Linked DNA regions of Homo sapiens: region 1 is linked to region 2. The links are chromatin contacts, found by Hi-C or POLR2A ChIA-PET in ENCODE. All regions are on one chromosome and are shown on one strand. Each heading gives the region's core, a stretch centred on a gene start or an enhancer-like site at or near the end of the contact. The rest is flanking DNA. Distances are from core to core; before and after follow the strand shown. Region 1 has its middle 20 kb from the start of ANXA1. Region 2 overlaps CEMIP2 (cell migration inducing hyaluronidase 2).

Region 1 (3,099 bases), core at 434-2,933, 1.4 Mb after region 2:
GACAACAAGAGCGTGGTTGGCTATACATAATCAAGGATGATTAAAACTGGATGAGCAATTGGAAGCCTCATGTCATCAATGCCCACGGAATATTACTTCTTGACCCAGTTTAAAAACCTGCACCAATTCTCAGACCCACAGAAGGAAGCTGCAATGCCACAAGCATACACAGCAGAGATTTCTGTGCATACAGTTGTATACATTTTAAAAATAATCCACTTATAATTTGAATTACAACCAGGGAGTCCACTATGCATATTCTAGTCTCTTTATCTTGGGTAATGATGCTTCTCGTCTCTGGAATACCCTTTGGCACCTTCTCTATGTGAGTGCTATTTCATGTTTTAAGGCTTACAGTAACCTTTCTCGATGACCTCTATCTCTTAGTAGAAATCACGTTCTCCAAACAGCTATCTTGTTCATTTAACATTTACTATATTCAGTTTTGAATGGTTGTTAAAATTTTTATGTAAATAAAAGTTTTTTGGAATTGTCCATTTGATATATTTAATTTATTCCATTTATTAAACTTGAAGTAGACCTTCGAGAATCAATTATTATTGATTCTCAAAATGCAAATATTATTATAGTTATCCCTTTATCCTAGATTGTTAATTGGTTGAATTATTTGAAATCCTTGAGATAAACTAAAATAGACAGGAATACTTAATACAGAATGATTAACTTGGGTAGATAGACAGATTAAACTTAGCTTTTGTTTAAAAGCTGGAATTCTAAGTAGTCAACATCAGATGAGTCAAATGAAAATTGATACCCATTGTAGAACTAATGAATGGTCTTGCAGTTTAAGTCCTTTCTTAACTCTGTCATCTTTTACTTTGTAATGACTAAAAAGCTACAATTACTATCACAGGAGTCTTCAGTATGTTACCATGCCAAAACTGGGAAATGTGGCTGGCTGTTTCCTAATGGAAAATTGTTAGCTTCTTGGCGACATGAAGAAAAGGATGTTGGGATTGCCCTTTCAGACATCAAAATTCATTACAAAACTTTAGAAATTAAGATACTGTGGTACCGGGAACGAGAAAGATCAAAAAATAGACGGAAGAGAACAGAGAAAATTGAAAGACATATCTATATGTCTATATCTGCACATACAAATATGCATATGCAATCACACATAGTTGATAAATCTCACAAGAAATAAAATTTAAAAGAAAGAATCAAAGTGAATATGGTGTTAGTAAAAAAAAAAGGCTATGAATTTTTGAATACTTTTTCCCAAGGTGGTGACATTCCAGCATATACTACAAACAAAAGAGGCCATTCACCGGATGATATCATCCCTTCAAAAATAAACTTATCCTCAATTTCCTGATTAAAATCAGACATTCTTCTGCTTGACAGAGGTCCTTACTTCCTGTTTTCTCTAGCATTTGCCAAGTGGCTCTGAGGACTTCGGTGTAAGAACACTCACTTAACTGTTCTGTAGTGCTGACTTTGAATACTTGAACAATAACCCACATTTCTAAATTTTCAATTTAAATAATGGTGCTTTTTGTTTTTAATTTTGCCTCATTTTCGAATCCTAAGGCTATTAGAACAACACCAAGATGACAGTGTTTCTGCTGTAACTTCCGTCTGCTTCTGCTTCTCAAAGTTGTGTAGTATAATTATTTCTATAGCAACCAGCCGAGGAAATGCCTTGCCAGCACACAGACTCAAAAGAGAAACATGCTGAGACAGGCTCAGCCGTGGGGCTTCGGAGCGCCTGGAGTTTCCAGCATTAAACGCTACAGCTGCAGAAGCCCATGCTGTTACCTTCTCTCCTCATCCGTTTTTAGTATTTGTAATATTTCTGGCCCTCCCACATCTTTGGCAATGTTTTCTAACGTCCCTCTTCTCTTTCTTCAGTGTTTTTCATAAGAACGGTCCTTTCATTTCTGTTTTATGACGTATAGTCTTCTGATAATAACACGATAAGCATTGTGGTGGTTCTGAACATACAACGAAATTAGAAAAAGTGGAATAATAAATAATTCACTTGTTTTCCTTCAGCTTCATAAGGTTTCTACTAATCTGTTTTCCTTATGGGCCAAACTCTTAGAGAAATTTGATCAGGTGCCTTTAAAAATATAGAAACACGTTCAGAGAACTTCAAAGAATACAAAAAATAATGTATTTCTTTTCCAAAATAACTTCACTTTCATCATAAAACATGAAAAATGGTGAAAGAATCATTTCCAAAAGAAAACCTAAACTTGTCTGATTTCAGGACACACTTTTATCTTTAAAAAATTTTTCCTTACTGTTGTGAAAGGAAAAGAAAAGCTCAGGACCCCAAATTCACTATGCCAAAAGGGAAGAGTTAAACTTGGAAGCTGAGTCATAAAAATAAATAAATAAATAAATAAATAAATAAAACAACCCAAATCTGCCTCTCCTTTTGTTCCTAAATTGACAGCTAATGTCTTCAGAGGGGGCATCCCTCACCCTGACAGTGTAAATTAACAGTTTATCTTCACTTCAAGGGTACAGAAGTGTAGGAAAATGACACGGTGAAATAGATGGGTACTCACTGGCAGCAGTTTCATCAATTCTAGCTTCAAATTGTCACCTAATGCCATTGTTTTATTCTGTAACCTATAGATTTACTTTGTAATGATTGATTCTGTAAAATTGAATTATAAGGTTTATTTTTGTTAAAGTTTTTTTTTTGTTTTTTTTTACTACTTTTAGTTTTTTTTGGGTTTTTTTTGGTTTTTTTTTTTTTTTTTTTTTTTTTTTTGTGACAGAGCCTTGTTCTGTCGCCCAGGCTCTGGAGTGCATTGGTGCGGTCTCAACTCATAGCAACCTCCACCTCCTGGGTTCAAGTGATTCTTCTGCCTCAGCCTTCTGAGTAGCTGGTATTACAGGCACCTGCCACCACGCCCAGCTAATTTTTGTACTTTTAGTAGAGACAGGGTTTCACCATGTTGCCAGGCTAGTCTCAAACTTGTGACCTTGGCCTCCCTAAATGCTGGGATTACAGGTGTGAGCCACTGCGCCTGGCCTTAATTTTCATTTTCAATGAAAGTTTTGTTAAGTTTAATTTTAAAAAAACTTGATGATTCAAGGTTTCATTACACAAACTCAGGT
Region 2 (3,170 bases), core at 162-2,661:
TCATTTCTGAGTATTCTCTCCACGATTCTGACCCTAGAAAGCGCTCCTTTTTTTCCTCCCTGGGTGTAATCATTTTGGGGTATCATTAAGCTTTCTGGGATTTTCCTGGCAGGAGGGTGAACAGAAAAGCTTTAAAAAATCCACACAAAACAATAACAAAAAACCCAAGTGCAAGAGCAATACCAAGAACAGACTTCCTTTGTGCAAGTTAAAATGATACAAGTTTACGGTTCAGGAAAACAACCTACTTCTTAAAACAAAACAAAACAAAACAAAAAAGGAAATATTCAGTTGAGCTCTGCATTTTAAACACAAATATACAGTCAAAAGAGGCTAAGGATTAAAGCTGCAAAAATGGTCCCAACAGCCTCAGACTTTTGCTGCAGGAAAATTTTTTGCCCAATGGTCACAGATTAAAGGGATATCTAATCCCCAAGAGCCCTTTTGTCCCAATATACTTCCTGTTTGAAAGTTTAACCCTTACAAGTAATTGATATATAAGTGAATAAAAATAGCACATGTCCAGGCAAAAAAGGGCATGAGCTGGGCCTGAGTTGCCACTTAAAACTGTCATTCAATATCATAGAAAATCCTCAAAGGCTGCCCAGAAACAGGGCCCCAGGCACTGCTGAACATGCCAGCCACCAAGTCAACTGCCACCCGACCCAACTGAGCATTAAACTTCAAGTATCCAAGGTGCTACAATAGCTGGTCCTCTAAAGACCTCAGGCTGACTCTCAGAAGCCCCCACTCCACCCCACCCCATTATACAAAAAGTAAAAACATTGCTCATGGTCATTACAAAATACGGGGGTGGAAAGTGAGGAATAAGAGATCTGCTCTCTGAATACACCAGCCTTACAAATACAAACAACGTCTTTAACATTTTGTACAACTAGAAGGTGCATGAAGCTGGTATCCAAGCAATAATTTCAAACGCTTTCTTTTCTCCCCATTCTGTATCAAACTGGAAAATGGTTCCGTTGGGTTAACAGTGTCATTTTAAAATGCCATAAATTAAATAAGTTAGTTCACATTTTTTTTCCCCCAGCACTTAAGTTACAGTTAGTCTCTAATGTGCTTTTGAAGCTTGCTTTAGCAGTTCCAGGTCTCTTCTGCGGACAGTGGTGGCTCTGGGACAACCATATTCGTCCAGCTGCAAAGGTATGAATTGTTCAAGCACCCCAAGGCCCTGTCCAGCAGGACTGGTAAATAGCTTAGTCCATGATGGTTTAAAGTTTCCACTGAATCCCAAAAATATGGTACTCCCTAAAAAAAAAAAAAAAAAAGAAAAAGAAAAAAAATCAATTTTTATAGCTACATTCCAGCAAGAGAATATAGGAGGTGAGTCGGAGGTGAGCAAAACAAAGGCAGCTATTAAAAAACTCTGCACTTCCTTACATCAGCAAATGAACTCTCACCACCCACCTTTTGCCCCAGATAACAAACCACATCCCAACACACTTCCTCTCACATTGTGCCCTTATTTAGAAATCATCTTAATGATACCCACTCCAGCAAACAAGCTCATGAAAATGGTCTGGTAGCTGAATTGCACCATAAAATTACCTATGTTGCTGGCCCTGTAAGAACTTCATGAAATAATACAAATACAAACCTTTGTCATAAAGATGAGCTGGTTTGGCTAATCCCAGAGGTACTAGTAAGTGTGAAATGTTTAACTGCTTTATTTCTCCTCTTGTGCTCAACAGAACAATGGACCTGTATGTGAAATTTAGAAAGTCAGAGCCAATTTCAATCCTTCAGCATGAGTATCTTTCTACTGAGTATCTTTCTGAACTGACTGCTGAATAGAAATATTAGATAAAAGCAGAACTCCAAAAAGAAAAAAGTCTAGATGATTTTCCATCCAATTCCCACTCTTCCACCCCACCACCATGGGCTTCACACGTTGCTCTTACAAGGGGTAACGCATACATAAACCAAATCATTTACGTACGTTCACCTAGTGCAGGGCTTCCCAACCCCTGGGCCATGGATGGGTACCAGTAGATTAGGAACCAAGTTGCACAGCAGGAGGTGAGCAGGCGAGCGAAGCTTCATCTGTATTTACAGCCACCCCACAACACTTGCATTACAGCCTGAGCTCCGCCTCCTGTCAGGTCAGCTGTGGCATTCAACTCTCATAGGAGCAGAACCCTATTGGGAACTGCACATGTGAGGGATCTAGGTTGTGTGCTCCTGAGAATCTAATGCCCAATGATCTGTTGATCATCACCCCCAGATGGGACCATCTAGTTGCAGGAAAACAAGCTCAGGGCTCCCACTGACTTTACATTATGGTGAGCTGTGTAATTATTTCATTATATATTGCAATGTAATAATAATAGAAAAAAAGTGCACAGTAAATGTAATGTGCTTCAATCATCCTGAAACCATCCCCCTTCACCTCCAGTCCATGGAAAAATTATCTTCCATGAAACCAGTCCCTGATGTCAAAAAGGCTGGGGACTGCTGACCTAGTGGATGGTCTGGGGCACAGCTCTTTTAGGGAATAGTCTATTGTTGTTGTTGTTGTTTATAATTTGTATAAATTTGTGAGGCACAAGTGCAATTTCATTACATACATAGGATTGCATAGTGGTGAAGTCAGGGCACTTAGGGTATCCATCACCCAAATAATGTACACTGTGCCTATTCAGTAATTTCCTGTCATCCACCCCTCACCCTTCCTTCTCCATTGTCTATCAGGGAGTAAGTCTACTGTAACATGGGAGAATGGTTTTGTTTTGTTTCAAATACTCTATTTATTTAAGTTCTATTATCTATTTATTAAATAAATGGATAAACACAATTCTAAAAATAAATAAACGACTAAATGTGTTTTCCATGGTTTGAATTACCATTTTTGTCACATAGTAAGCCAACATACATACTTGGACCTATCTGTGGATTCTCCGTTCTTCTCTGATCTTGCTCTTCTCTGCCAAAACTATGCTGGCCTATGGCTTCACGGTCCATTTTAATATTTGATAAAAACAAGCCCTTGTATTACTGTAATTTGTTTATATTTTACTACTTTCTCATTTATTCTTCCAGATGAACTACAGTATCAACTGTCAAGTACAGTAGAAAAGTACCTTTTGGGACACTAATGGAAATGTGTCAAATTTATATTTTAACTAAGTAAATGTAATGCACTTGAATCA

What was found. A loop is a pair of places that touch in the nucleus more often than their neighbours do. ChIA-PET counts read pairs that join two places held with the same protein, here RNA polymerase II (POLR2A). Pooled maps may share reads with other maps.
Region 1: a pooled map shows a loop between it and region 2 (2.0-fold over the local background). The contact joins two enhancer-like sites. A Hi-C loop is called at or near these places in 1 of 50 pooled maps. POLR2A ChIA-PET finds 5 or more read pairs at or near these places in 3 of 52 experiments (CD4-positive, alpha-beta T cell, GM12878 and T-cell).

Annotation. Positions count from the first base shown.
Region 1 is chr9:73,130,793-73,133,891 of GRCh38, forward strand. No RefSeq gene overlaps it. Among named protein-coding and RNA genes, the nearest start is that of ANXA1, 20 kb to the right of the region's middle. RefSeq lists an enhancer at 1,580-1,999. Within about 2 kb of position 1,684, at least 38 of the 41 ENCODE cell types and tissues checked have a DNase peak (open chromatin) inside an H3K27ac peak, as active enhancers do.
Region 2 is chr9:71,684,125-71,687,294 of GRCh38, forward strand. It overlaps CEMIP2 (cell migration inducing hyaluronidase 2), which reads right to left. Exons shown (of 24, transcript NM_013390.3): 23 at 1,619-1,722; 24 at 1-1,269. The coding sequence ends at 1,073. Among named protein-coding and RNA genes, the nearest start is that of CEMIP2, 83 kb to the right of the region's middle. Within about 2 kb of position 1,412, at least 4 of the 41 ENCODE cell types and tissues checked have a DNase peak (open chromatin) inside an H3K27ac peak, as active enhancers do.